Linked DNA regions of Homo sapiens: regions 1 and 2 are each linked to region 3. A link is a loop called in an ENCODE intact Hi-C map of the cell type or tissue named here. Cell type or tissue: heart right ventricle. All regions are shown on one strand. Links, peaks and the distances in the headings refer to the core of each region. The heading gives the core; the rest is flanking DNA. Region 1 overlaps RBFOX2 (RNA binding fox-1 homolog 2). Region 2 overlaps RBFOX2 (RNA binding fox-1 homolog 2). Region 3 overlaps RBFOX2 (RNA binding fox-1 homolog 2).

The links. Peaks named below come from ENCODE experiments on the same cell type or tissue, not always from the same donor. Only the 100,000 strongest peaks of a DNase experiment are listed, where the experiment ranks them.
Region 1: it touches region 3 in a loop (3-fold over the local background); 25 of 110 quality-filtered maps call a loop at or near these places.
Region 2: a loop joins it to region 3, with 2.1 times the contacts of the local background. A loop is called at or near these places in 10 of 110 quality-filtered maps.

Annotation. Positions count from the first base shown.
Region 1 is chr22:35,908,958-35,919,125 of GRCh38, forward strand. The region is part of intron 2 of RBFOX2 (RNA binding fox-1 homolog 2); the gene reads right to left. Among named protein-coding and RNA genes, the nearest start is that of RBFOX2, 110 kb to the right of the region's middle. RefSeq lists an enhancer at 7,420-8,099. In heart right ventricle, for the core only: no CTCF peak of the experiment used is centred there; a DNase peak (open chromatin) is centred at 5,754; H3K4me3 peaks cover 2,022 bases; H3K27ac peaks cover 8,000 bases.
Region 2 is chr22:35,834,600-35,844,767 of GRCh38, forward strand. All of the region lies in intron 2 of RBFOX2 (RNA binding fox-1 homolog 2), which reads right to left. It also overlaps the pseudogene RPL41P3. Among named protein-coding and RNA genes, the nearest start is that of APOL5, 120 kb to the left of the region's middle. In heart right ventricle, for the core only: CTCF peaks have their summits at 4,426 (motif pointing left) and 8,578 (motif pointing left); DNase peaks (open chromatin) are centred at 1,893, 5,992 and 8,614; H3K4me3 peaks cover 4,462 bases; H3K27ac peaks cover 7,793 bases.
Region 3 is chr22:35,734,956-35,745,123 of GRCh38, forward strand. It overlaps RBFOX2 (RNA binding fox-1 homolog 2), which reads right to left. Exons shown (of 14, transcript NM_001349999.2): 14 at 3,781-9,294. The coding sequence ends at 9,250. Among named protein-coding and RNA genes, the nearest start is that of APOL5, 22 kb to the left of the region's middle. In heart right ventricle, for the core only: a CTCF peak has its summit at 4,908; no DNase peak of the experiment used is centred there; H3K27ac peaks cover 2,960 bases.

The DNA.
Region 1 (10,168 bases), core at 1,163-9,162, 170 kb after region 3:
TCAGCCTCCCAAGTAGCTGGGACTACAGGCGCCCGCCACCACGCCTGGCTAATTTTTTGTATTTTTAGTATAGACAGGGTTTCACTGTGTTAGTCAGGATGGTCTCGATCTCCTGACCTCGTGATCTGCCCACCTCGGCCTCCCGAAGTGCTGGAATTACAGGAGTGAGCCACTGCGCCCAGCACATCTCGCTATCTTTCAGAAAATCATTGTTATCAGGTTTGGTGCAGTGGCTCATGCTTCTTGTTGCAGCTGCTCAAGAGGCCAAGGTGAGAGGATCGCTTGGGGCCAGGAATTTGAGACCAGCCTAAGCCACATAGCAAAACCCAGTCTCTTAAACATATATATATGAAAAAATATACATTACATCAGGAATTTCAGTTTCCTTCTTTAAAGTATGGGTGGAAAGAAGGGAGTTGAGAGGTTGTAAGGGGAGAAAAAGAACAACAGCAGTAAAAGGCTTAAAGTAATTAGGAAGTCAGATACACCTGAAATATGTAACCCTGTTTTAGCATTTTACAAGTTGTCAAAAGGTAATACAACAATTTTAAAAGTAACGCTAGCAATATTTTTCTTCATTCAAAAGAAAAATACTAAATACAAATATAGTTTCTACTTAGTATGCAACAATCTATCATGAAAAGTGCAATGTCTCCGAGCAATGTCTTCGAGAAATAAGGGTAACATGTGAGTCCCCCTGTTGGAGCGAAGTGGCACAATCTCGGCTCACTGCAACCTCCGCTTCCCGGATTCAAGCGATTCTCCTGCCTCAGCCTCCTGGGTAGCTGGGATTACAGGCACAAGCCACCATGCCCGGTTAATGTTTTTGTATTTTTAGTAGAGACAGGTTTCGCCATGTTGGCCAGGTTGGTCTCCAACTCCTGACCTTAGGTGATCCACCCACCTCGGCCTCCCAAAGTGCTGGGATTATAGGCGTGAGCCACTGTGCCGGGCCTTACTTTCTTTTTTAGGCAGAAAAAGAAGATAATTTTTAACCTGTACCCAAAGGCATAGACAATACAAATGTAATCTATTTTGATGATTGACAATCATAAATATTTACTTAATTTCAACAAAGTCATGATTTTTTGCTCTTTAAACAAAATATAACTGAATCTCTTTAACTTTTATACTTAAAATGATTTAACTTCTCCAAAATGTTTAAAGTTTGAAAAAAAGCCAATGAAGTCACTTCCTGAAGCCATTAATTCATCTTTTTAACACTACTTCTGGTGACTTTAATCCACACACACATTGTACGTGAGTCATACTGATGCTGTGTTATTCAATTCATTATATTTTGAAAAGTACTCTATGGTCAAATTAACTTTGAGAAACACGGTTTAAGCAATTTTATTGTTTGCCCAATTTGAATTTTCGCAGGCTTCTAACAGGATACTTAAATTAATAGATGCTTTTTTACAAATTTCACATATACTCATAGGAAGAAAACAAGCTATCCAGGGGTGTCAGAGATAGGTAGCTGACAGGCAGACAGATGCCAAGAATTTGCTCCACAATTTAAAGGGCTACAATCAGGATAACAGAAGTGTGAGAAACAGACTCAGACAGCTTAAGGGTTTTTGTTGCCCAGAAGGAATACCAATGGAAGGGATACCATTGTCCATTTCTATACCTTTCTGTTCTGAATAGCCATATCCAAGCAGCTTTACTGTGTGAGATTCCTGGAGAATTAGAAGTACTCCCACTTCCCTAGATGATTCATTTGTAATGCCAACTTATGTGTCTGAATGCATGCAAAGGAGGTTGAGGGTCTTCTGAACTAGCGGAAAAAAACTGAAATAACATTATTTTCTGAGAAGGTAATCTATTTTAATCCATACAAATCCATTTGGGCTTTACCATTCTATCCCATATATAAGCAATGGCTGCAGCATCAAAATGTTCCTTAAAATTAGTACATGCCAAACTCTATAAACTTATTTTCAGGCTATGACTTTACTTTTAATAACATAAATGAGTTCAGTGGGACTTATTTTAATTATTTCTGAAACGGTTTATTTTTAGTAAATATAATAGTCCCCCACATGGAAAGCTATAACCATGACAAAAATTTTCTAGGAGGAGATAAAACCCTATTTATAGACCTATCAGTTGCTCCTTGCTTAGGTTGTAACATAGTTTCCACTTTAAGCCTGATATGACCTCCCGGGACTTCTCTGGTCTCTAATAATGTCCCTTTCATCCTGAAGTTTCCCACATTTATCTTTATCTCCCCCAGGTACTTAAGTTAAGCTACTATGGGTTGGGGGAAGGGAGAAGGAAAGAATCTTCTTTGTAAAAGCCATCTCCTACAGAAGAGTTTTAGGTAATTTTCAGGAACTTAAAAAATGAAAGATAGTTCTTCACTTGGTGGGCTTTTTTGGGAGAGAACCTCATAAATATTCAACAATCATCAGGAATACTGCTACACAGTAATCAATGCATATGGGAAATGGAAATGGCAACAAGGCCTACTGGTGTCTTAATCGACCTCTGATTTATCTTAAAGTTTTGCATCTTTTAAAAATCCAACAAGAGTAAAGGTATTTTAATATACAGGATACCACATTCTCTAATCAGAGGAAAGCTAATCAAGGGAGCCAAAATATAAATAAATGTAAGAAATTTTTCCTAAAAATTGTGATCTCAGGGATTAAGTTGTTATTATTGGTGTTGTTTACATTAGCTGCTGGTATCGTTACACTCCTCACTTAAAATGCTAATTGGTGGAATCTCCCCTTCCCAATCTCTGCCTATGACTCCATCAACAATTTTAGAAGGTATAAGTACCTTATTCTAATCCAATGAGCCATTTTCAATTTCCTTTCACTAGCAGTGGCATGACCCATATCCCATCTCACCCCAGCCCTTCCCCACTCCATACTCTGGATAAAATTTTTAATGAACCCTGTTTTTACTGCTCCAGCAAATCCTAACCCCTTTCATCTCTAAACCTCAACAACATTTGCTGGTCTTGGTTCACTCATTTTTTTTTAATCTTAAATACATACTTCTTTTTTGTTAATTCCATGTTTGTAGGTCTTGTATCCTGAATGAGACTGCAAATTGTACTCAACGTAAAGGCCTAGTGGGCAATGACACATCTTATCTCAGCATCATCAGTTGGTCATGCCAACTGACTGGCATATAACAGGCACATAATAAACATTATGGAACTATTTGTTGAGGTGATCTGGATGGCAGAAACAGCATACTACGTATACTTCTCTTATATGAATCTCTCAGAGCACACCACTGGGAAAGCCCAACATAAAGTGTGGCAGAGCTAAATCACAAGCAACTCCTCAAGAGAGGAAGGGAGAAGAACATGAGCATTCATTAATACCAACCCATCTTTCATTAGATTCCCATCAACATTCTCAGGAGCTCAAACAGATGGTGTGAACACAGGATGTACCAAGTGATGGAGCAAGCAATAACATTTCCTCACCGCAAGAAAATTCTTCCACCTTTTCCATCTACCTATATATTACTTAACCTTTAAGGCCTACCTCTTCCTGTCCACCCAATTCACAGTGAAATCCCCTAAGCTCTCCAGTACCTGAGGATGAGTAGCTATTTAGCATTTTCACTTAAAACAAGGGATGGATCCAAACTTTAACAAAAATAATTCAAAATAAACACCAGTAAAAGTCACCTGATTGTAAAAGTTGGCAAACACCAGGAAATACTTCTTTTAATTTTTTTTCAGTTGTTAAACTTATCATATAAAATGTATTTCCCTTTTTAAAAGAAGATATATGGGTTTTCCGGGGTGATCTGAGCTGAGGCATGAGCATGAATGATCAAATAAAACTCTCAAGATCATATCCCAGAGGCAGCATGGCATTGAAGAAAGAACTGAGGTTTGAAAGTGAAACAGACCTACAATCAAATTGCCAAATCACCATTCATTAGCAGTGACCTTGAGCAAGTACTTTAACCCCTCTTAACCTGTTTTGTAATCAACAAATGCAGAATTAAGATGAAAATTAGAAATAATGTACATAAAACACCTAGGCCAGTGCCTTTCTTAATAAATTTCAATTGTTAATGGTTTTGTCTATTGTCATTTTTCTTAGCCCACAACAAATGACAGAAAATGATTTATTGGCAAATCTGACATTTTAGGGCTTCTACTGTAATTTTTTTTTAATTGGAAGTAACCAAAATATTAATAAGAACTCACCTTTAAAAAGCTATTTTCTCTGTGAATTTAAAAGTAAACCGTGGCCAGTTGCAGTGGCTGGTGCCTATAATCCCAGCACTTTGAGAGGCAGAGGAGGAAAGGAAGATTGCTTGAGCCCACGAGTTCAAGATCAGCCTGGGCAACATAGTGAGACTCTGTCTCTATTTTTAAAAAGTAAAAAAAGTAAGATCTGCAGGAAGAGAAACAGAAAGTGTTCTCTTGGGTAAGGTGTATCTATTAAATCAGATGGCTAGGATAATTTACAAGCAAAAAAATAAAGCTCTTTAAGGGAGCGCCTAACAGGATATATATATCCTGTTATTTCTATTGTGTGTGTGTGTGTGTGTGTGTGTGTGTATACATATATAATTATATCATTATAATATGTGTGTATATGTATGTGTGTGTGTGTATATATATATATAGATGGATAGAGATATACCGATATATATATGGTTTACTCCTACCTGGAATTTCTATGATATCTATAAATCTATATAGGTTTATAGATATAGATATCATAGAAATTCCAGGTGGGGATAAACCCAATATTGTAGTATCTATGTCATAGAAAGGCTATGGGTAAAGATAATTTTTTAACCTAATCAAAATTCTGCTCCTCCCTCAAACCAGGGATATTTACCTGATAATCACAAGCCAAAGGGAAAGAGAAAAGAAAATATCTGCCTGTCTAAGAAAAGGGGAATGAGGAAGGGGTGGGCAGAGCTGGCTATAAAGGACGGGAATTTCTTTATGGAGGAAGGAGAAAATTGAATGCTGTACCATCTTCTTTTGCTGCTTTCAGGTGATGGAGGAATCCCTAAGTCATTTACTTGCTCTAGTAGCGGGGCTGTGAAAGAGGAGACAGTAATGTTTGGTCCTCCTACAGGGCAGGATTAAAAGCTGTGAAGGAGTTAAAGAATATCAGAGTGAAAATGCTGGCAGGACTTCTAGGGCCTTTTTAGCCAGCCTAGTGGAATGGAAGAGTCTGGGCATTAGAGCCAGATGGGCCTTCCTTAAGTGACCTTGGGCAAGCTGGACAGCCTCTCTAGCCTACACTTTTCTCATCTGTAAAATTGGGTTAACAGCATTTGCCCTGCAGAGTCATAAGAATTTAATAAGGTAACAAATAAAAACAAACTGCTTCAGAATAGGCACTCAATACAGGTTAAATGCTTTTCCCCTAAACCTCAAGGCTAGCGATAAAACGCCACTGGAATATATAGTGATATACCATACATGCCCATTTTCTCCTTTTCCTCTCATTGTGCATAAAGAGAAGCAAGTCTAAAAAGAGAAAATAACTTTTCCAAGGTTGCAATACTAGTTACTGGCAGAATTGGGGCTAAAAGCCAGTTCCTTCAAGTTCAATGCAATGTACCTCGCCTCATTAGGAACAATCCCTTAGGGATGGGCTCTGAGAGTAGATGCCAACAAGAAAACAAGCTAACTGCAATGTCTGCCATTCCCTGTGATTCAGATACCTAAGAGTTAAACATTCAGTCTCAGCTACAGCTCCGGAGTTGGCTGACTCCTTAGGCACTGAAATCCATTCCTCTACGTGATTGGTTGGTTCCCAAAGGGGTGGGGAAGAGGAAAAGGGAGAAGAATGTCACCCGATCCCCGGGGGTAAACAACAGCAAAAGCATCTGCTCAGGTTTTCAACTAAATCTGTGAAATATTTCTGAACACTTGACCACCAAACTTGAAAAACTGTTAACTTCTGACCTTAATCAAAAAGGTTGTTCTGTAATGACCAGATCCTTAGTAATGCAATCTGGACAAACAAATGCAAAAAGACAGTTTAATATTTCTCTAGCACAAAATTAGTACCCAGTGCTCGTGTGCTCTAGGTGCTTGAAATCGACACTGCCACCAACCCTCCTCCCCCTTTGCCATTACAGAGAGAAACCAGCCTGCTTGCTTCCACCCTACCATTTTACTCGAACTCTGCCATTTCGGAAATATGACAGGACTACACAATCACATTCTCTCCTCTGAGCCACCTCCTTTAAGAGCAGCCCCATCCCCTTGTAACTTTCTGTAATTATGTTAGCACACATGTGCAGGGCAGAGAGAAGGGAGGGTTTGGGGAGAGAGAAACCCAATACCCTGCCAAATCCATTGGGAAGTCTGCCCAAGTTATTAATCCAGGACGGGGCCACTTAACTAAATTAGTTGAGGCAATGCCCTTCAATTGTAGCTAGATTCTTTCCCCAGGGGAGAATGCAGGAAGTGTCTGCCTCCTCAAAATCTTATTACCCCAAACAACTCTTTTTTTCTTCAGAAGTTTCTCTCTCCCATTTCAAAGCTATGTACAAAATACTTTTGTTTTATGCAGAGAATCAGAGAGGCAGCCGCTCTCCCTGAGTACACTACAGGGACTCCACACGACTGGTCAGTAAGGAGCTGCTGAAAAGTGCATTCCCTTTGTTCTTACAGCCACAATGAAATTTTAAAGTCCCAATTATGTAAACCAGGGTGAGGGATGAAGAGCTACAGTTAAACCAAAGAGAAAGCCTCCTGCAGAATGACTAAACCTGGAAGTCCTTTTACAGTCTCAACCAGTACATGAATCAGCTCTAGTTCACCTTAATACGGCACCAGAAACGAGGAGTAAGCCATACCCTCTCCCAGGCCCACCCTAAACAATCTGGAATTGCTGGACAGATCATCTCTCAGAAACTGTGTAGACTACAAATGACCCAAAACCACTCTACACTCACTCAAAGAGGAAAGATTCCTCAATACTGAGCACAAGCAAATCAGCTCCAGGAAGTTAAGTGGCAGAGGCTCCGTATGCCTCCTCTTTGTCTCTATTCTTTAATCCCAAAGCCAGATTTAATCTAAATCATGTTACTAATGCCCTGTGCTAACACAGATGTCTCATTTATAAATCCTAGGGAACATAAGTGACTTAGCTCTCTTTCACAGTAATGCTCAGCAAATTAACTACTCAAGGAGGTTCAGTATGGTTACTAAAAACATAGGCTTCGGTATCAAGCTAACCTAGATTTAAATGCCTGTTCTACCACTTTCCAGCTCTGTGACTTGCTCTTCTCTAAAGCCCAGTTTCTTCATTGGTAAAATATGGCTTCTACTGTCCACCTTATAGAGAGAATGGGTGTTTGCATGTTTGTTTGTTTGTTTGTGACAGGGTCTCACTCTGTTGCTCAGGCTGGAGTGTAGTGGCATGATCTTGGCTCACTACAACCTCTGCCTCCCGGATTCAAGCAATCCTCGTGCCTCAGCCTCCCAAGTAGTTGGGATTGCAGGCATGGGCCACCAAACCCGGCTAATATTTGTATTTTTAGTAGAGACAGGGTTTCGCCATGTTGTCCATGCTGGTCTTGAACGCCTAGCCTCATGTGATCTGCCTGCCTCGGCCTCCCAAAGGGCTGGGGTTACAGGCACAAGTCACCGTGCCCAGCCAGGAGAGTGGTTGTTAATAGTAATGAGGAGTGGGCCGGCCGTGGTAGCTCATGCCTGTAATCCCAACACTTTAAGAGGCTGACGCGGGCGGGTCACCTGAGATCAGAAGCTCGAGACCAGCCTGGCCATCATGATGAAACCGTCTCTACTAAAAATACAAAAATTAGCTGGGAATGGTGGCTCATGCCTGTAATCCCAGCTACTGGGGAAGCTGAGGCAGGAGGTTTTGCAGCAAGCCGAGATCACGCCACTGCACTCCAGCCTGGGAGACACAGAGAGACTCTATCTGAAAAATTTAAAAAAAAAAAAAAAGAGTAATGAAAAGTGGATGGTATGTGCATATGTGCATTAGCACAATACCTGATGCATAGCAAGCATTCAGTAAATAGTACCTGGTACTATAAATTATTATTAAGGACCATAAAACAACTTCTATAAAGGAATAACACGGCCATCTGACAACCTTATTAGCATTCCTGCATCTTACCCATCCCATCATGAATGGTAAACAGCATGAGAATGCCAAAATTTATTTAATGACTATATTGAGCAACTCCTAGGTGATGGGGGAAAAGAGTGAAGGATACAACTTCTCCCTAAAAAGGAGCTCATGTTGGTAGGGGAAGACACAACAAAAAAGAAGGGGAGGAAGAGAAAGTACTGAAAGGGGTCTCAGTATGGAACTACTACCCAGCTTAAGTGTTCCACTGTGAAGGGGCTGGGTTTAGATCTATCTCAGCCGTCAGGGTCATGTTGAATAGATCTGTTAGGGTCATGGGGCAGGAAAATGTCAGAAAGCAAGGCCCATTCTGGAATTCTATACACTAAGAATGAGGGGAGGGGACAGTGAAAATGCACAGTGAGAGAAGGATTTTTATCTTTTCTCTTCACATTATGCTAGGCAAAAATTATAGCAGGCATAGAGTTGACAACCATGATCAAACATTTTCAGGCAGGAACTACAAGATGACTGCTTGTTAGGTTAGTGTAGCAGCACATATTTATTTTTTAGCAAATAGACATGGGGCTCTCAAGGAATTATAATCACGTAGTCATGAAGATACTCACTGGACACAGTGCACTGCACGGGAGGCTGGGAGAAGGGGAGGCCAGAAGGGGCTGGGTTCTGTAAGTCAGTGGCGTGCAAACTCACAAACCAGTGCTCTTGCTCTTTCCTATAAATTTTCATCATCACAATCGCAATCTGTCAAACTCTCAAATACACCTTAAAGCCTGCACTGCTGATGGAGTACAGCAGGGCTTGGCCACTCCTTGGTCATGACAGTACATGTTCTTCAGGAAACAGCTCTGCACTGGGAAAAAAGCACTCCACTGAGAATGAAGGCTCAATATCACAGACTCAGCTTTGCCACTAGCAAGAGCTATAAGAAAATAAGACTATGGATTTGGTAAGTCATCTAACTTCTCTGGAACTCAGTTTCCCCAAATGTAAAACGGGGGTGATATGATTAAATGTAGCGCTGACATTCAATGGCTCAGGAACTGAGGGCCAAGCTGATGTCCTCTACCCAGAGTTCTTGTTTCAGTGTTAGGGCTGACATGCCAAAGGGCCAGGGTATCAAGACAAATGATTACAATTCACTCTCTAAACTAAACTGAAAGTTCTGGCAAAGTAGAAAGCCATCCACAACATTTCTGGTGTACAAATTAAAAAGACTTACATCCTGAGCCATACCACTCATTTTATGAAGGTATCTCTATTCCTTGGAGATTAAATCAAGAAAGTAATTAACAGGAATCAACAGAACAACAGTAAAGTCACCTGGCACCCAGAAGGGCACATTGTTTGCTTGCTAAAGGAGCCCTCCAAACTCTACAGCTGAGAAAGCATACAGGGGCCCTAGAGTCAGCATTCATTCCAAAAACACAGGAATGATGGTTGCTATTTCTGCTTAATAGATCAGGACCTCATAAATGGGTGTCATCTTCACTGGACGAATCATATAGTAAGAAATAATCTTACAAATGCCAGCACTCAACAAACTGGCAGCTCTTTAGAGAGGACTCTCTGGGGACCCAGAGCTGCAGTAACTGAGGGAAATGTATCCAGATTAGATCAGCAAAGGCCTCTCCAGTTCCCCATGAGGTATTGTAGGGGGCAATGGTGCTGGCCAACACACAAGATTTACACAATGAGCTCCCTGAATACTGCACGTGTTCGGGTCAAAAGAGCTGCCACTCTGCTACAAACAATTCATGAAGCAGCAGATGCCAACTGTCCTGTCACCTAGGCCTTTAGCTGCAATTCCTCAAGAAAGCCTGATAGCCTTGGTTTTCATAGTAGTCACCTATTCCTCCCATTTTAAATTAAGGAAAATAATCCTATTTATTGTCTCAGTCTCTTCACCTTTCTTTTCCCAACATAAAAACATGTTTTCCCACCATAAAAAAAAAATATTAAATAAGATGTGGTATATCCACATAATGAAGTATTATTTAGCAATTAAAAAATGAAGTACTGCTATAACATGGATTGTGCTAAGTGAAAACATTATGCTAAGTGAAAGAAGCCAGACACAAGGG
Region 2 (10,168 bases), core at 1,108-9,107, 99 kb after region 3:
TCGCCCTTGAGAAGAAATATTCAAGAGTAGAACAAACCATATGGGTACCAGTGGGAAGACATTTTGGGCAGGGAGAAAAGCAGAAGGGTCCTGAGCAGGAGGGTCTTAGGCATGTTAAGAGAACAGCAAAGAGGCCAGTGTCATTAGAATGAAATACAGAAAGAAAAGGATGGCAGGAGATGAGACTAGAGAGACAGCCAGGTTCCTGATCATGCAGGGTCACAGGATTTTATTCAGAGACTGAAGGGGAGCAACTGTAAGGTATAAGCACAGGAATGACAAAATCAGACTTGCATTTTAAATGATTCACTCTGGCAATGACCTCTAATGAATTAGTTTCCTGAATTTAATCATTCTAATAGTAATAGAGAAACATTTAAGAGTCTGGGGAATAGACACAATACATTGTGATGGCAGAATGCAGCATTTCTCACTGCCTAGAAGAGGTTGAACACTGGAGCCCACTAAGAAAGGTGCTACAATCAAAAGAGCAAAGTATTTACTGCAGGGGAGCCTTGTATTTGTGCCTGGCAAATTTCACATACAAAATGTTGGGAGGAAATGTTCAAAAAAGATTTGACAGTGGTTTGGAAATGTTGAAAAAAAAGAGTGAGGAATTATGACTTCGGAAGGGAACATGTGGGATACCAATAATGTCAGATCCCGGAGAGGAATGGTATACCAGAAGGAGACCAGGGTGGGTAAGGGGGGGCTGTATCACCTAGTATGACTGGTTCCCAGAAACTATCTGTCTACCATAAACAGATGTCCAAGAAACAACCCCTAGGTAAGGAATTACATGATGAAAAGTTCAAATTTGAGAGAGATAAAATTGTTTACATATGGCAATCTGTGTAGATCAGAGTTTGGAATTTCTCAGGGGAGAACAGAAAACTGGAGGAACAAAACCAGGAATTTGAGCTTATGCCTTATCACTGAGAGGAATGAGGAATGTCATTACTGTTCAATATGAAGATGTCTCCTGTAGCAATACAAATTTAAGTAATAGGTTGTCAAATATTAAGCTTACCTAGACTCAATTGCAAAGCTAAGGAGAAAGATAAAGGAAAAAATAGAGAAGGGGGCCAAAAAAGAAAGAGAAAAGTGTGTGTGATTAGGGGGTGACTAAGACGGAAAAAACAATTTAATGAGTCAAGATTGCTCGGATTTCATCATAGCTTCATTTATGAAATTCTGTTTATCTTTTCAAGAAAGCTAAGTAATTTTTAGAAAAGCAATACTTTTCAAGAGACAATCTTGGCCTCAGCGAAGAAATGATTATAACTGAAGATATGGAGCAATGTAGAAGAATTCAGAAAGAAACCAAATCTCTGGAAAAAGTGAGGCTTTTTTTTTTCATTGTAAAGGAACATAAATTCAGTCTCCAACCCACAATCCCCGCCTATCCTCCAACTCCCCAAATCCTGCAAAGCCCATAGAAAGTGGAAAGTGTGCCAAAACAAACAGTGTGGCTGCAGCTCCGTGGATGAAGGGTGGGATAAGGTTCGAGTGGCAAGGGAGCATGACTGGCAGGCAACCGAATGGAATCACTTTAAAGCAGTGCCACAAAATGGAGACTAAATGCTGAGAGGACCTCCAGAATTCAAAGAAAATGGGATATGCTTAGCAAAATCACAGAATAGATTCTCTACTCCAACTCCTTTCAAAAACCAGACAAACAAAAACAGGAAAAGAGAAAATGAAACAAAGCAAAACATACCTGCTCTCTTATCTGTCTTTAATTAAAGCATAAAATACCCTCCCTCTTCTCTTCTCCCAACCACCCAGGAACAGAAGAGCGAACTGGCAGCAGCTCAGGTGAAAGACTTCAGCCTTCCAGCTACAAAGAGGGGAGATAGCAGACAATGGAACTGGTGATTCATTACAAAAGAATACACTCCAGAGCGGCCTGCTGCCACATGGACTCACTGCACTATTTAAAGGAACAGCAACCCCCTTTCCAACCTCCCTTATTCCTAACACCTTCCCTCCTCTTGGTCCTGATGGAAAACAGATTTTGAAGAAAATGCCAGCAAAGCACTGAGCTGTCCAAGAAAGGGAGGGCTTTGTGTTCCACAGAAACTGGCAGTCTTATACCATAGTAGAGTACAAAAATTTTCTTTCACATCCATACTGTAAAATCTTTTCCTCTCTGCCTAGTACACTTTCCCTTTCAACAATAGATAGTATAACTGAATTTGAGTTTGGCTAAACATTTATTTTTTACTAATTAGTGTTGAAGTCATTTGCAATTTTGTTTTTCGAATTTTACACATAGTACAAGAATGATTTATCTTTCCTTCATATTCCATATTGCTATTTTCATAAATATGAGATGCAATAATCTGGTCTATATGCCCAAAAAATAAGAGATCTCAGTGAAATACTCCTACAACATACACATGAACAGCCGATAAAATTAACGTTTTAAGTATCACATAAGCATGTCTATCGGCTATATTAGAATTTTGTGATTAAATTGCCATTTGCTTTTTAGCAGAGCACTGATTACTTACTATAAATGACAGAGTAGTTTGATAATTAAAACAAAAACAGGCCCTATAAAAGTAGAGCATATGTAATAATAAAGCGCATACACTGTGCAAATACTGACAAGGATCTAATATGGTATGATGAAAAAGTCATTCACTGAAAGCCCTTTTCCAACAGCTGAGCAATGGAAACTGGGGACTACAGAGATGGTATCATCTGAAGATGCAAAGAACCTAAGTAGCAAAACAGTGAAAACACATCCATACATCGCTCTTACATTGTAATAAACCGTTTAACTTTGAAAACCCAGGCCTAACCACCAGTATAGACATTCTATATTGAGAAAGCTTATGTGACAGGTCATTATCAAATGTTGGGATTGGATGTCTGGCTCAAACACACACACACACACATGTGCACACACACACACACACGCAGGCACAACACAACACAACCACAGGACAAATGAAAGACTTGGCCCAGCTGGTTATTTCCTTTGATTGTTTTCCCCCTAGATTACTAACAACTATGTACATTACATTAACACAGAAAGTATATACAACAAAACAAATACGCTGGAATACTGAAAATTCACAAATTTGATATTCTATCCTTGCCAGTTGTATAATTTCAGGATGGGCAAAAACTCATAACTTTTCTTCAATATTTAGCACATCCTGATAAAACAGGTGATTTTATTATTAGAATTATTAAGCACCCCAGAATCTCTCTTTCCAGTTTCCATTTATTTCTTCTACTTCATTCCTAAACTTATGGCTTCTTTAAATACTAATTATTACGACCACAATATTAAGTGTGCATAAGCATGTGCACTCTAACTTAATGGTCACACACACTACACTTACCAGCTCCTCTAGAAACTAAGGGGAAATGTTCCAAGAGGCAATAGAAAACTCATCATAAAAATTTCCATTTTAGATCATTCTTTCACTAGTTTAAAAAATAAATAATGAAAAGTCAAGTCATTGAAAAGCCTTCAGTAATTGCTAAGCAAGAAGAGAGCTGTTACCCTCTAATATTGCCAGTTAATAAAAATTGAATGAGGGCTCTAAGGTTAAGCAAGTATCATCTCCCAAGCAAAAAGAGAATCCAGAAACAGGATTTATCTTTTATGTAAATTTTTTTTAAAAAATAAAGCAGTATTTCTTTTCTTTTTTTTTTTTTAATTCTTCAGCTAAAACAGCGGAAGAGGTGATTTATTATATGGTTGTTACACTCGGCCACAAATAAACACAGAAATAGTCCAGAATGTCACAGGTCCAGGGCAGAGGACCAACATGGGCATTTTGTTTATGAGCAAGGTGGGTCTCAGAGGTGATCGGCGATCAGAGGGCGATGAAGTTCTAGATCCATTGAGACAAGTTCTAGACAGTAGCATGCAGTCCCACAACTTGTACCAGCATCCCCAGCGTCTGGCATTCCATGTTTCTGCTCCTGTGGCCTCCACGGTGCAACAAGCTAGCGGTTTACTTGGACCTCTGCCTCATCTTTCTTCTTTTGCGCTTCAGCCTGCGCATTCGCTTCTTCCTCCACTTGGCTCTCATGGCACAGAGGTTTCCAAAAAAATGGCGCTAAGGCCGAGAGCATAAAGCAGTATTTCAAAAGAGGTAATTAGACTGATGATGAGGGGATAACACATGGAAGAGAAACATTTCAAAAGCTTCTCCGCTTTTCCAAAAGAGGAAGGAGTTTGTTGAAATTTTCTAAACTCAGATTTGGTGAAAAATTACTTTGAAAAGATATATTTGAAACTTCTTTCCTCTGGGTCCCAATGGGAAAATATCCCTACAGGTTTCCCTCCTTCCAAACAGCACTGCAGGGCATTATATAACTAAACAGGATTCCAGCTCCTAAAATGATGCCTCCATCCTGATAACTAGCTGGCTCTCTCGCCCTCCGGTGGTTACTGGGAGAGGAAGAGAAGAGAGAACACAAAAAAAGGGCAACCTCCTTAAAAGGAAAGCACTGTCCAGTGATGAAATTTCCACAGAGCATAGAAACCTGGAGTGAAACTGATCTTAAGTCTGAGACTAAAGGATTTGAATGTCCTACAGTGTAAATGATTTCTCATTGATAAATCAGAGCCTCATCATTTCCTCTTAACCTATACATAAAGGAAAAAGGGTAATGGAGCGTACAGAAGGATGCTAACAAGAAAAATTGCCTTGCCAGGGAGAACTGTGGAAGAGCATTCACCTTTCCATTTGTCAGGAATGACTTGCTAAAATGCAGATTAGATATTGCCTGGCATAACCAAAAAGAGGCAGGGAGAAAGAGGGGAAAAGGATGAGGAGAGAAAGGGGGATTGAGGGGGTTGGGGGAGAGAGTGAGTGGGAGTGGGAGAGAGAGAAGAGAAGAGAGAAAAACGAGAGGGGAGACAGAGGGAGGAGAGGTATCTTCCATTTCCTACTCTCTCTCCTTCAAATGTATTTTAAAGCCTGTGTGATTGTGATTTATACATTCAGATTCGTTCTCCTGTCAAGGAGGGCTCTACCTGCCTCTGTCACACCTGAATGCTCCTACTGAAAATTTTCTTTGCCAGTAACAAAGGCATGAAAATGAAACATTCTTTTCTAACCTTCATTTTTAATAAGCAGTTTAGAGTAACAGCAAAACTACAATTCCATAGCCAATCCTGAGAAACCAAAGTGAACAAGGAATCAGATTTCCCTATAACACAAATTCTTCTGAAATTCTTAAAAGGAATCCTGCTCCCCTCTTTTTGGCAGTCTACAAGAATCTCTTCCTACCTCTGCAGTCTTTCTCTCCCTCCCTCTTCTCAGAACCAAGACAAAGAGGTAGACAAATCCCCACAGGGTCTTTCCTGAGCTACAGCTGCACAGTACAGGAAACAGGAATCTGCTATGGAGTTGAGGGAGGGGGAAGAAAGGATACGGATACATAACACACACATAAACGGACTCAACAGACACAGACTTTTCAGCTGATAACAATAAATCTGGTCTGTTCTAAGAAGACAATAATGATTAAAACTCTTCTTACTATACTCCACCCTCAAACCTTTATTTAGATCCCAGAGAGGAGAAAAGAAACATGCCGAGGAAGCACAAATCTTACCTGAGTTACCATTTTCTTTTTCTCCATAAACCAAACGGATAGATGATAAACCTTTCAAAGCAGCCGTGCTGGGGCACACCTCCACAGCTTTCTTTTCCACCCCCCTCCCCCCCCAATCTAGCTATTTAAGGGTGGGTAATTGATCTCTCTTTATACCGTTTTCCTTCCTTTTTCTTTCTAATGTTTCTTCCTTTCTTTTCTCTTCCTCTCTGGCAGTCTCTCCCCCTCCTTCTTTCTCCAGCTCCCTCCCATATCTCAGGCAGATGGCTGAAGGAAGCCCCACCCCTGAATGCCTAAGGTAATTAATCAGAGTAGAGCCCCACCTCTTCCTCCTCCCCCCACCCCCTCCCAGCAGGCTGACATCTCCCAACTCCAGAAGCAGGCCTGCTGGAGAATGGCAGTTTGGTGTACGCTGTGCGCACGCGTGTGTGCGTGTGTGCGTGTGTGTGTGTGTGTGTGTGTGTGTAGGGGGGAGGAGGTAGGGAGGGGCAAGCGCCATGTGCTGGCATATTTTAAGGATGCGATGATGGAATTAATTATATAGCACTGGAAGCATTCATAGCAGCTTACTATAGTTCATACAGATTTAAGAGATTCCAGCCATGAATGTCAAATAAGAAATGAAACAAAATTATTTTTAATATTAATAAAACATTTTTACTGATGTACAGTTTATAGATGCAGTGGATTTAACAAGAAAGATGTGAAGAAGTGAAAAGCTATTACATGACCACTAACTGGAAGGTTTTTCAAGGAACAGGAATATGCAAGAACTTGCTTGTCCTGGAAGACCAAACCAGCCTAGTGAGAGCAAAGGACTAAAAGAGAGGACACAGGTAATGAGAGGTAATTTAAATGATTTTTTTCCTACTATAAAAAATACCTGGAGACTCTGAAAAAGGTGTCTACAAATATGACTGCTTAAGAAACTTAAGAGATACACAAAGGTGCATGCAAATTTGCTTAAGGCTTCCAGCTTCAATAAAATTTTGGTTAACTGAAAATTCACCTTTTGTTTTCTCCAGCCTTCTATGTTTCAGCCTTTATTGAAAAAGGTAAATCCTTTCTTATATATACCCTAGAAATTTGTGTCATTATTGTAAATAGTAATTGTTATAGAATGCTGTAGCTACAGGTTTAGGAGAATACTGACAATAAGAGTTTCTTTAAAGTTCTCTTATTAAAATAATATAATTAAAAAATGCATCAAAGATGTGGTTCAGTCCAGAAGTTGGTCTAATTCTGCCCTTTACTAGTGATCTTGGAAAAATCTTTAACCTCTGAATATAAACTTCATAATTTCCCTATTTTATATTATCACACATTCAAATAAAACAATTTATAAAATGATGAGTTTATCAGTTGTCTCATAAAATTAAGATTTTCTAATTTTTTACAGCATTCTAATAAATAGCTCATTCTGAAGGATTTATGAGATATTTTAGTTATGCTATGTATTTTTAGGATATACTTTCTAAAAGACTACCCAAAGGTTAAAAAGATTAATTCCAAAATTAAGCTTCCCATTTTTAATTTTTATCTATTTTTATTTTTTACAAGCCCACGGCTAACAACACGAGCTCTCCATTTAAAAAATAAACATCTACAGAAATCTAAATTCAAAATAACAAATCACACTGAGAATACATAGTTTTTTGCTGTCTCCATAAGGACTGTTTGGCAACATGCAGTACCAGGCTTTTAAAAATGTTCTGTATTGGCCAGGCGCAGTGTCTCATACCTGTAATCCCAGCACTTTGGGAGGTTAAGGCTGGTGGATTTCTTGGGCCCAGAAGCTCAAGACCAGCCAAGGCAACATGGCAAATCCCTATCTCTATTGTGAATTCAATTTTTAAAATTTTAAAATTAAAAAAATGTGTTGTATAACACCATTGGCTGGCACACTGCCAATACAACATCATTACACCCGCTCCTAAATTAATAATCATTTTAACAATTCTGAAAGGAACACAGGAAATACAGGACCATCTGTGGAACCTGGAGAAACTGATGTAACATAGTATATCAGGCTCTATTCTGTGCATTTTACAGATATCTGTATACTTGTGGCATAATCCATAGTAATAATTTTAAAAAGAATGAGATCTTCAAATATTAGGAAAAACGCTGAGTAAAGTAATATAGATAAGTACTAGGCCTGTTCTTATTTAACACTTTTTAGAAGTGACCTGGAACACAGAATATATAGTACTCTCTGAATTTGCAACTGAAAAGCCAATCAGAAGGAGATAAAAAGCAGTCAAATTTTCTAAAGACAAAGTGAGTAAGCAGAAAATGGGCAGGTGAGTTTCACTGGAAGCAAGAGCAACCCAGTGTATTTTTGGAAAAAATCTTGAATCATACTAATGGGATAACTGTGTTTTCAGTTCTAATAATTGAAATAAACCTCAGAATCACTGTGTATCATTCTCTGAATCCTCTGGTTTATTACACTATTCTTGACAAAAAGCCTGGGGCACTAAGAAGATAGCATCTCCCCCACAATGTCCCCCGCCCCCATCCTTAGAAAAGCAGCAGCTACCTTGACACTTAGGTGTGACTGCAGCCTCCATACATCATGGAAAGAGACAAGGCCCCAAGGAGTTTTTTTGTTTTGTTTTATTTTGTTTTTAAAGAAAAGGGCAAATGAGGGGTCCCCACATGCAAAAAGTCCAAGACTAGGATAAAGGTTTCCTCAGGCCAGGAATTCATGCTACTTTTCTACATTTAGAACCAATATTTTACAGTGCAAATAGGCTTAAAAATTTATTACAGGAAAGAATTGGTACAAGCTTAAAAAAAATGTTACAATGATTTTTATAAACTCACTGAATGACAGGCTCATAGTGAGGTCTGACTGGCACAATGATATTTTGAAGTGTGTCCCTGGTATTATAGAGGACAATTTGCTCCCTGGTGTCCAAGAGAGAGAAGAGCAATTGAGCAGCCTGGGTCTGACCCAGCAAAACTGGAGTCCCCTGGTGGCTGAATGTGCCCGGTAATGTACCAAGGAGAAAATCATTTTAGGACATTTCCTGTATGTGTGTTTGGGAGGAGAGAGACAGGCAGGGGCTGGGAAGCTTTGGAACAGGGTGGGCACGATGAGATGTCAGCTAATGAAGGAGGCCCTGCCTTCTCCATGGACAAATCCCCAGCTTTCAGGACAGTGTCTGGGACGTGGTAAGTACTCAAGAAATATTTATTAAATAAACAAATGAAGGAAAGAGGTACTTCTCCCTGTAGTCTCAACTCTTTGAGTGTTTCATCCAATCTCCAGAACCCCAGCTTCCTTTCCTCCATACTACTCAATTGAAATTTACCTTACTGAAGTCACTGAAGACCTCCAAATCATGGCCAAATTTAATGGACATTTTATGTCTTCTTTGATTTGTCTGTGGTATTTGGCATTCCCTCCTTTGGGAAACTCTCACTCTTAACTTAAAATGATACCAGTCTTTCTTAACTTTCCTCTTTCCCTGTTCACCCTCTTCTCCATCGTACTCTTCTTCCTCCTCTACCATCCTCTCAATTGTTGTTGTTACTTGCAAGGTGTCATCCTCAGATCTCTTTTTACTGCACACCAGAGGTTCTTAACCCAAAGTGCATGGTTCCTAACACAGGCACCCCAGTAGAAATTTTTCTTATATGCATTTCCACGCAGAGAGGATCTGTAGTATTTATCAGATTCTCAAAAGGGTCCAAACCTCAAAGAAGTTAACATTGCTGACCACACTTGCTCAAGGTGTTCCAACTCATTCTATCACTTCAGTTACCAAGAATTTACCCTGACGGCTCCCACATTTCTATTTTTGAGCACATACATCTCTTCTGAACACCATGTTTCTATTCTTTTTCCCTTGAATATGGCCGACTATATGGGTTATTCATCCTTCAAGGCTTACTTCAGAAATCCCCTACTCCAGAAAGCCTTTCCTGACCCTACTTGCTCCCACATCTGGTTTAGGTACCCTTATCTGTGAGCATACTTTACCTTAGCACCTAATCCATGGTACATAACGGTTGGAGTTACTGTTCTGCATAACTATGACTAGACTATGAGCAGTCTGAGGGTAGAAATCATGTTTTATACTATATCCCCAGTTCTTAACCCAGTATCTGAATACACAGTAAATGAATGTTTGTTGAAATCAAACAATAATGCCTTGATTTCTATTACTCTAGCCATTTATTTATTCACACATGGATACATCAGAATGAAGAGCACCTATGTAGTTATCAAAATATTATAAAAGCATTCTTTCTTCCAAGAGCGCACTTGGAGATATCTTCAAATTTATAAATTTACTTCACTTTTTTTTTTGAGGTGGAGTCTCGCTCTGTTGCCCAGGCTGGAGTGCAGTGGCACGATCTCAGCTCACTGCAACCTCCACCTCCCAGGTTCAAGCGATTCTCCTGTCTCAGCCTCCCAAGTAGCTGGGATTACAGGCACACACCACCATGCCCGGCAGTTTTTTTTTTTTTTTTTTGCATTTTTAGTAGAGATATGTTTCACCATGTTGGCCAGGCTGGTCTTGAACTCCTGACCTCAGGTGATCCAACCGTCTTGGCCTCCCAA
Region 3 (10,168 bases), core at 1,486-9,485:
CTGTGCAAGACCCGTGGATCCAGGCTCAGAAAACATTCCACCTGTGTGAAACTGTGCAAGACCCACGGATCCAGGCTCAGAAAGCATTCCACCTGTGTGAAACTGTGCGAGACCCACGGATCCAGGCTCAGAAAGCATTCCACCTGTCTGAAACTGTGCGAGACCCACGGATCCAGGCTCAGAAAGCATTCCACCTGTCTGAAACTGTGCGAGACCCGCGGATCCAGGCTCAGAAAGCATTCCACCTGTGTGAAACTGTGCGAGACCCGCGGATCCAGGCTCAGAAAGCATTCCACCTGTGTGAAACTGTGCGAGACCCGCGGATCCAGGCTCAGAAAGCATTCCACCATGCCCAGCTAATTTTTGTATTTTTAGTAGAAACAGGGTTTCACTATGTTGGCCAGGCTGGTCTTGAACTCCTGACCTCAGGAGATCCACCCCCACCTCACCTCCCAAAGTGCTGGGATTACAGGCGTGAGCCACTGCGTCTGGCCAGCTTCTGTTATTTAAAAATTACTCAGTTTATGGTATTTTGTTATCAGCTCAAATGGACTAGACAGGAACATAGGTTTTGAGTAGAAAAAGGGTTTATTTCAAGCATATTGAATTTTAGAAGCCTGTGGGGCTGCAGCTGGACGTGAGTCTAGACTCTAGGAAAGCTTTATGAACTCCAGTTTGGATTTAAGAGTCATTAGCTTACAGGCAGAAATGGGTCTCAACAGTGATCTTTTCAGTGGAGTATGGGAAGAAGTTGGCCTACAACTGAGCCCTAGAGGAATAACAAGATTTAAAAGAGAGCTGGAGGAAGAGGAGCCTACAAGAGGCAGAGAGGCAGCCAGAGACAGGAGTGCAGTGCTGGCTCTGATTTCTGTGGGGTTTCCACAAGAGCAGCACTTAGAAACACTAGCAGTCAGAGGTTAAAGGCATACACTTGGGAGCAACTGCCTGGGTTTGGATCCTGGTTCTGCAACTTCCTACTTATGTGACTTTGAGAAAGTTAGTTAATCTCTCTATGCGTCCAGCTTCATCTTTTAACAGAGGAATAACAATACTGTCAGGTATAGGCTTTGATTTCTCCTTCCTTAGAAGCTGATGCATTAGCCTGTTATTGTTTCACGGATATTGGTGGAAGACACACGACTCGGTGAGAGGCAAAGGACTTTATTACTCACAGTGCAGCAGGCAGCATGAGCACCAGCATATGGAACAGTTCCATGAGCCCCCGAGTCCCACAGGCCTGGATAGATGTGGCGCAGGTAGTAGGTTTGCGCTGCAGCTGAGGAGCACTGAGCTTAGGGGATCCACCTCTTTTATAACAGGTAGTAAGCAAGCTTGCTGTTTGTCCTGAGGGGATACAAGTTTTCTTGCTGCAAACACAACCCCCAGAAATGGCCTGGGGAAGGGGCAATCCAGGTTTTGCATGCTTGTCAAACCCAGCAGGAAGGCAGGAGCAGGAGCTGCAGACAGAAGTGCCTCAGGGGGCACCCGCCTCACAGAGCTGCTGGGAAGATGAAAGGAGTGAAAATGGGCAAGTGCCACCAACAGCGCTCCACACTCATGTCCACTGTTGTTACTAGGGGTGGCAATGTGGAGGAAGGCAGGGCTGAAAAGTGCATCATTTACATCCAAAATGGAAAGCAGTAATTCAACAAATAGGTACTGAATGCTTACAATGCACCAGGCAAATGGAGATACAGCAGCCAACAGAACAAAGTCTTTGACCTCCAGGTGCCTGCATTTTAGTACAGAAAGACAGACACCAAATAAACTACCAGGGGAGCACATTGTACAGGGCCTTGTAGACCAAAATAAGGACTTGGAACTGGCTACGGGATGGGAAGCCAAAGAAGTTTGCACAAAAGCACGTCACAATCCGATTGAACAGGCTGTCGAGAGAACAAACTTCGGCGATGGAGAGCTGTCGGAGAAAAGGTGGAGGCAAGGAGACCAGTTTAGGAGATAAGACGAGGCCGGGCAAGGACGTGCCAGCTTGGAGTGGGTGGTGGTGGTGAGGTACTCGCTCACTTTGGCCTGTCACAGTCCAACACACAAGGGAAGCAGCCTTGGGAACACTCAGCAGTCAAGCAGGTGAACAGAGGAGCATCCGTTCACTGTCATCCTCAGGGGCTGCTTCCAGGTACTGGAGGTAGAAGGCAGGCAGCCACAGGGTGAAGATCAAGTAATTGGAGTCAGCCGGTAGAAACTTATTCCAGAAGTTTGCCACAAAAGAAACAACTTAGGGCCAGGTGTGGTGGCTCACACCTATAATTCTAGCACTTTGGGAGGCCGAGGCGGGTGAATCTTTGAGGTCAAGAGTTTGAGACCAGCCTGACCAACATGGTGAAACTCCGTCTCTACCAAAAATACAAAAATTAGCCAGGCTTGGTGGTGCATTCCTATAATCCCGGCTACTCACGAGGCTGACGAAAGAGAATTGCTTGAACCTGGGAGGCAGAGGTTGCAGTGAGTCGAGATAGCACCACTGCACTGCAGCCTGGGCAACAGAGTGAGACCCTGTCTCAAAAAAAAAAAAAAAAAAAAAAAAAAAAAAGAGTACAAGGAATAACTTGAGATTTTCCAATTTTTTTTTTAACTTAAGATCTAAGCACGCTTAAGTGCCAAAGGGACTATTGAGAGGAAGAGGCAAACCAGGCAAGGGAGGAAACTGAAGCAAAGCACCGAGCAGGTGGGAAAGGCTGGGATGCAGAGCACAGGTGTGGGGTTCACGGTGATGTGAAGAATGCCTCTAATAGAACGAGAGAGAAGGGGAAAGACACCCTGTGTGGAATTCAAGTAGGCTTGTAGATCTGGTAGGGAAACTTCATTCAGGGAGACTATGTCTGACAACCTCCATATTCTGTGAAATAGGAAGCATGATGATCTCATATGGTGAAGTGAAGGGAGTTAGAGATTTATGGATTATGGAGAATTTCAGAGATTTGGGAATTATTGGCTGAGAAACGAAACAAATGCAGCAAGGGATGGGTTTCAGCACAGGTAAGAAAGAAAAGAGGCCAGGTGTGCTGGCTCATGCCTGTAATGCCAGCACTTTGGGAGGCTGAGGTGGGAGGATCACTTGAGGCCAGGAGTTCGAGACCAGCCTGGGCAACACAGTGTAGCCCCATCTCTACAAAAAATGTTGCCGGGTGTGGTGGCGTGCACCTGTAGTTCCAGCTTCTCGGGAGGCTGAGGTGGGAGGATCACTTGAGCCCAGGAGTTTGAGGCTACAGTGAGCCTTGATCACACCACTGCACTCCAGCCTGGGCGACACAGTGAGACCCTGTCTCAAGGGGAAAAAAAGAAAAGAAACAGGGAGGAAAGGGCTAGGCAGGACATATTTTCTATGGCTGAACAAAAAGTGAAGGAGCCTGGGTGGCAGCCGGAGAGCCAGGGGCAGCAGGGACAGAGGAGGCAAGGCAGGGAAATAACACTTTGATAAGGTCAAGTGGGGCCACAGCCCCTGGCAAGGACAGTGTCTGTGGTACAGTAAAGGCAGCAGTTGAATCTAGGGGAGGGTGGACGGTGAAGAAGTGAAGCTGAAAGATTTCAGAAGCAGCTTTTGGACAGACTGGAGTTCACAGCTGGGGAAGCTGAGAGCAGCTGACACACGCTTACCTTCTGGCTTCTCATCACCATTTAGAACGTCTCACCTTAGAACGCCTGGCACTTTTCCTTCTTGTCCCCCCCGCCCCCCGCTTAAAAAGTCAAATCCAAGTGGTATCTTTGGAGCCTCAGGCAGAGGCAACAGGGAACGAGGATTAATACACACAGCCCAAAGAATGGTGTTTCTCTCTTTTATTTAAAAACAGTGCTTCATTACCATGTGCAAAGGCTGAGGCAGTGCTCCTCCTTCGCTTAGAGTTTATAAAAGCCAGCAACATGATCAATAATTTATACACATGGAGAGTAATACAAAAAAATAAGGAATAAAAGCTAAAGATCTAACTACTCCGACCTTCACAATTCCAGCTACTTGATAATAATAGGAGTAACCCAATGAATACTGTATGGTCTGAAAGCTACTATACAATATGATTCTTAACGAGAAGGGAAGGGAATTAGAGACTGTCACAAAGCCCTGGGATGCTTCTCTGGAGTTAGCAGGGAAACAGGACCCTGGGCAAGCAGCTCGGGTGTCCTAGGAAGTGATTCTGGGGGAGGACGGGAGGGGAGAGAGAAGGCTAGGTGGTCGATTACACAAGCATCCCATGTAATGCCCCCATGCCCCAAAGGTACCTGTTTTGCCATGGCAATGGGAGGGGCTGGAGGAACAGCATGTTGCATGTAGGGATGGTCCGGTCCCTGCCATGGGGAGTGGGGAGAAGAGGAGAGGTTCTGTGGCATTTTGAGCCTTGCAAAGATTTGGACTGAAAAGCTCAGAGACTCAGGTAGGTCAGCCTGTCAGGGACAAGTACACTCCACCGGCTCTCTTCTCGCTTTGCAGCCCTAGCTTACGCGTGTCAGCCCCAGGTTTGCTCCAGCTATTCACAAGCAGAATATAACACAAGAAAAACAATTCATATCCCTTAGGGAAAAAAGAGGATCAATTCATCACTCAATATATAATACAGCCAAAATGAGCTGCCAAAACAAGCACACACACAAATACTGTGAACAGAAAAATACAAGAAAATGACTAAGCTGGGAGTCTTGACGGGGTATGGACATTGCTTAAAGCACTTATCAGTCCCCAGAAAAACCAAACCAAAAACATTTTTTAAAAATTCAGAAACTCATGTACCCCCTGGGAAACTGGTGTTGGTAACAAAGGGCAGGGGGTGGGGAGAGAAAAGAGAATCACTGCTCCCTTTTTGCTCGCCAGTGTGAGTGGAGTCCTCAGGTCACCGGCATGTACACAAGTACCAGACAAGGAGGACCAAGTCCCTCTGCTGGTGGCCTCCTAAAAGGCAAGGCTTGAGTTTTGGCTGATGAGCAGTTCTCTCCGTTACCAATCCCTGCCAACCAGCACTACCATGGCTGAATTGATCTACCGTTTTCCTGAGTAAACTGTAACTGGCTACAGTTTCGGTAACATGGAAAAGAACTCAGCTACTACAGCCAACTGCAATACTTCAGGAACCCCCTCCATCCCTGGGCTCCTCACTCCTAGTGCATCTGATTGAGGAATCTGATAACTTGCTGCAGTCTGGTCTGTTAGCCTCATTTGCAAAGAAAGGTGCCAGGGACTCTATTACACTCACTAAACCAGAGGGCACACGCTGGCTTAGGACACCCAGAGCCTACTTGGAAAGGGCCCTGTTTCATGCTCTAGCTCTTGGATGGCTATTGCCTGGCTGATCAGTAAAGCAAGTATGAAGGAAGTACATAGGAAAAGGAAAGGGAGGGAAGAGGCTTTTGGACAGTAACATTTCCAAAAAAATATAGTGTTTTATGCAACAGAGAATCAAGTTTCACTGTGTATACTACAAATGGTCAAACATTTTCAAGAGCATGACAAAATAAAAACACACAAATTTACGTCTGATGTTCACCTTGCCCACTATTTTTTTTTCCTATCTTAAAACAGTGCAAACAGGTAACTTATGCTTTTAAAACACCACGACCCCTTCCCCACCCCCCAAAGTCCCTTTCCTCCTAGTATCTGGGGGAAAATCTGCAATTCTGCAAATGTTACTGCGCTAGAGGTTGCAAGCAGCGGAGAACTGGCTGAACTTGGCAAAAGGCAAGGACTGGTCAAAGCTTCCCCTTTCTCCTCCTTAAACATCTAAGTGCTTTCCAGTCTGTCCCTTGGTTGGCCTTGTTCTCCTGCCAGAGGGAAGGGGGTTCATCATGCCCTTCTTGCATATCCTTGGGGTTGCTTCCATCCCTGTTTGATGTCTCCCTCATGTCTGGAAGCTATATAACTAGTTACAGGATGGTAGTGATTAACCCACTTATCTGCTAGATCTCTAGTAAAGCATAATTCTAAGCTAAGAGCAGTTTAGCCCCTGAGGAGTCACACATTTGAGGAAAAGCTGCTATCGATGACTTCTATTGTCTAGATTTCCACTAGCTCCCCTCAGACTAAAAGTTGTGCCCCAGTCCACTTCTTTCTCAAAGAAAAAAAAATGTTGGCTCAATTCAGACTGTGGCTGTTGAAGGATGATGGTGATAGTAGGTTTTGTTAAACCTGAGAGCCTGACAAATGGTGAATCACAATGGCTGATCTGAGTTAATGGAAATTGAACTAGGTGACATGAGGAATTCTGGAAAATGCCTATGGGCAGCTCTCTGGGCTCTAAGAGGGACATGGAGATAAAGGTGTTCACTAGAGGCCTCCTTTAAGGAGCCCAGCTTCCAAGAGTACAGAAAGTCCAGGTCATGAACTATAGTAAAGCTGAAAAAGAATCATGCATGTACTGTGATTTAGCATCAGTAAGTTTTCTGGAATTATCAGCCAGCATCCTCTAACAAACTCACGAAATGCCAGACTCCTCTGACTCTCTTTTTTAATACAGTGAGAACCAGAGTCAGGAACAGACAAGCAGTGCTGCTTCGAGCAACCTGCCTCTGGTGAAGTTGACCGTACGGAGTCTCAAAGTTCAAAAGGTGACGGGGAGGTTGATACTGTGAAATCCAGATGCTTGCAAGAGCCCCAATTCTCAGTGTTGACACTGAAAACCAAAGACCCTTTCATAAAAAGCAGAACTCCATTTATTCTTTCTTAGAAAAGGGAGCTGGAGGAAGCGGTGTTAAACACCATCCCTGGAAATGCAGCAGAAACCACTGGAAAGCACAGAGCTTGCCTTTGGAGGCCTCAGCCAGAACCAGCTGAACTGAGATGCACTCAAGGTGCCTCAAGCTCAAGATTCTGCCTCTCTTAAAAGGTCTGTGGGAGCCGCCTTCTCTACCTTTCCCATTATCCTTACCTCTTTCTAGGAAAAAAGAAGAGAAAAACTCTTAAACTCATTCTCCTATTCTCCCCTGCTATGGATAAAACCATTTAGAATTTGGCCTAGTCTCCACTGAATACGTGGCTTGCCATCTTTTGGGAATGGCCCCTTTGTGATCATGACCCCAAACTTCTGTTTTTTTAGTCAGCTAAAGTTCTCCCTCAAAGCAAAAGCAAAAGCAAAATCCTCCCTGCCCCCATTCCCTAGAACTGTGAAAGCCCGCATCCCATTCCCCGCTCCTCTAACTAAAATATTTATATACATACAACAAAAATTGTCTTAACAGCAACAAACCAAACTTTGGCTTGGGGTGGGGGGACCCTTAAAAATGGCCAGTGGACTGGGCAGTTGGTGTCCCCTTATTCTCTGTCTTCCTCCCCAGAGTCAGTAATAATTGCATCGAGGCCTCTAGCTTCCTTGACATCGCCCCTAGTTTCAGGCACAGCCTCTCTCCCAGTTACGAGGCGAGACAGGATTCTGAAGGGGGAAAGGATATGTATTCTACACAACAGGTCAACGCCCTCTCAGATATATCACTCTGCTTACAAAGAATGCTTGATGCTGTCATAGGTCAGTCATTTTAATTCAGGGACATGAGTCAGTTATCAGTCAAGAACATGTGTGGAGGCAGGAGTTAAAAACAAACCCAAAACAAACCCATAACCAGAAGCTCCATGTCTCTGAATTACTCCCTTTAGCAGCTGTCCCTTGGGTGAAAGGTCACCCTAGTACCAATGTGACTAGACCAGGGAGCCAAAAAGACCGTGCTTTTCTATTTCCTAATGCCTTCATTTGGGAAATGCTGTAGGACACTTGCTTTTATCAGTTCTATCTAACAGCTAGAAGAGAAACACTCCCTCCTACCTTGATAACATAGAAAATTACAGCCAGATGGCAACGGCAGTGACTCACTGCGCGACTCTTTCTGGTGATATAGAAGACCCTTGCCATCGCAGACCCTCCTTCCAATATGGGAGGGCAGCAATCTCAGGGCCTCTGCATTTTATGTCCTGTAGTGTTAATGTGTACAAAGTGGTCCGGGTGCTCAGCGGGGTGTTTTTGGAGGACAGTGAGAAGCTCAGCGGGATAGCCACAGGCTCAAGACTGTGGATAGAGAAGTGACTCATAAAGGCTCTGGAAGATGAAAATTCCTATGGCTTTGGAGCAAGTACAAAGTGCCTCTGCCTGCCCTTCCATGTCCTCATCACCAAAACTTCCAGGGACTACTGACCTAGGACCTGGTACTCTATCTTTCCCCAGCAGATTCTTTATTCTATTTTTTAAACTTTGTACTTTCTGAGGCAAGAAAAAAGTAAGAAATACCAGATCTTCTAATATTCCTTTTCCCTTCCTCACCCTCTTTAATGGCTGTCAACAATTTGTACTTCTAATCCTCAAGACATCTGGGGGAAATCTGGTCACTGGCTTATTCACTTTTCTGTCCCTGGGTCCTAAATTCCTGAATCTTATGGACATGAGAGCAGGGTGTTAATAAAAGAATACATGAGCTAAGCTGTGGTTCAATTAAAGGAGAAGAAGCCTAGAAGGAATGCTAGGTTACAGGAACAAAAAGAAATGATCTTTTTCATACTCCAGAGTTCATTCTGAGATCGGTTTCCTAATGAGGTGTTTATTATCCACTGTCTGAGAGCACGTTTGGAAATATCAATACTATAATTCCAAAAACTATGCCAGCTGTCTCAGGCTGTGCGTGTAAGATGATTGTAAAAAGAACGGAGAAGACAGGAGGGAAGAGGAGAGGAAAGCGTCTTTTTAATTCTCCTGCTTTGTAAGCACAAATTCCTATCTATCAGCATGTGGATTCCAGCCACAGCCAACCAGAATTGCCTGTCAAAGACCAGAAACTCAGAAGACTAGAAGAATATCCTGTTGCAGAAAGATCTCTTCCACTTCTGCTTGTCCCCCAGTCATTCAGCACCAGATACACTTTGGTAATTCTGTCTGCTGATTTCTGATCAGATGCATTTATCGGCTCCTAATGTCTCTCCTTCCTCCTTGACTGCCTCTTCCGTGATTGATAGAATAAGCTAAGCACGGACATACAGACATGGAAATGCATTATTTTTTTTTTTTTTACCACAGTTTAAAAAAAAAAAGAAAAAAATGCACAATCTTTGGAACAAAAGAATTAAAGGCAGAAATTTAAAGGAAAAATACATATTCAAAGAACATAGTGAGGTATAAAAAAGTATTCTTTCTTTTTTTGTGTTTTTTTTTGTTTGTTTGTTTGTTTTTCCTCTTCATCTTGCTATAGAGTTCCTCTACTAGTAAATATTGCAATAGCCAGGCCTCATGAACTGGGGGGCTGTCCCATTTGCAGGGGTCTCACGTCACTTCAGTAGGGGGCAAATCGGCTGTAGCCACCTCGGTATAAACTCGCCTGCAGTAATTAAAGAGATAAAAATAATTAAAAGGTTGATGAGAGAAGCATTAACAGTGAAGAAAAATGTCCAGAGAGGGATCTAGAAACAGCCTGCTTCGAAGCCTCAAAGCAACTGATCAAGCATTGCCTTGTGCAGTGAAGTCAGGAAACCAACTTCTGCTTCTAAGGTGCTCAGACCAGAGCCCAACACATTTATTGCTGACCTGATATTCTCAAGGAGAGTATGACGACATTTTATTTCATTATTTACATGAATTAGCACAGAAGGGAAACAATACACAGTTGAAAACAAGTTCCGCAAAGAGTTTGATTTTTAAAAGCACAGGTTTTTGTTTACCTTGATACAGCCTTATAATCCTGGTGGAAAACAGATCACCAGTTTCTCCTTCTCACATATGACCCATCGGCAGTGCACGTTACTTCTGACACGATCCCTGCCATGTGTGGTCACAGCCCATGTTTGAGATGGTGCCACATCTAAACCTGAGCCAGTCTTTAATAAAGTCTGTTTCCTCTATCATCTACGAAGCACACCAACTAGGCTGTTTCTTGACATATTCACATTTACATATCTAGCTGGGGTTTTAACTAGGCTTTATTCCTTTATGTTTATCAAATGACTTTATCTAATGGCTTATCTCTTTCAATTAGAAGTTTCCCAGGAATGCATCTTTCTCAGGTCATTCTTTTAGCATAGGACTTATATCATTTTAGGACGAAATACAACCTCAGGCACTTCTACCACTGCCGTTATATTGTAATGCTCTACTTCATTTATAAACATATATTCCCTCAGGGCCCCCTATTACTTCCTTCCACAAATCTTCATCAGTAGAAATTTGGTGTGAGAAGTAGCTTTCTCATATTCCTT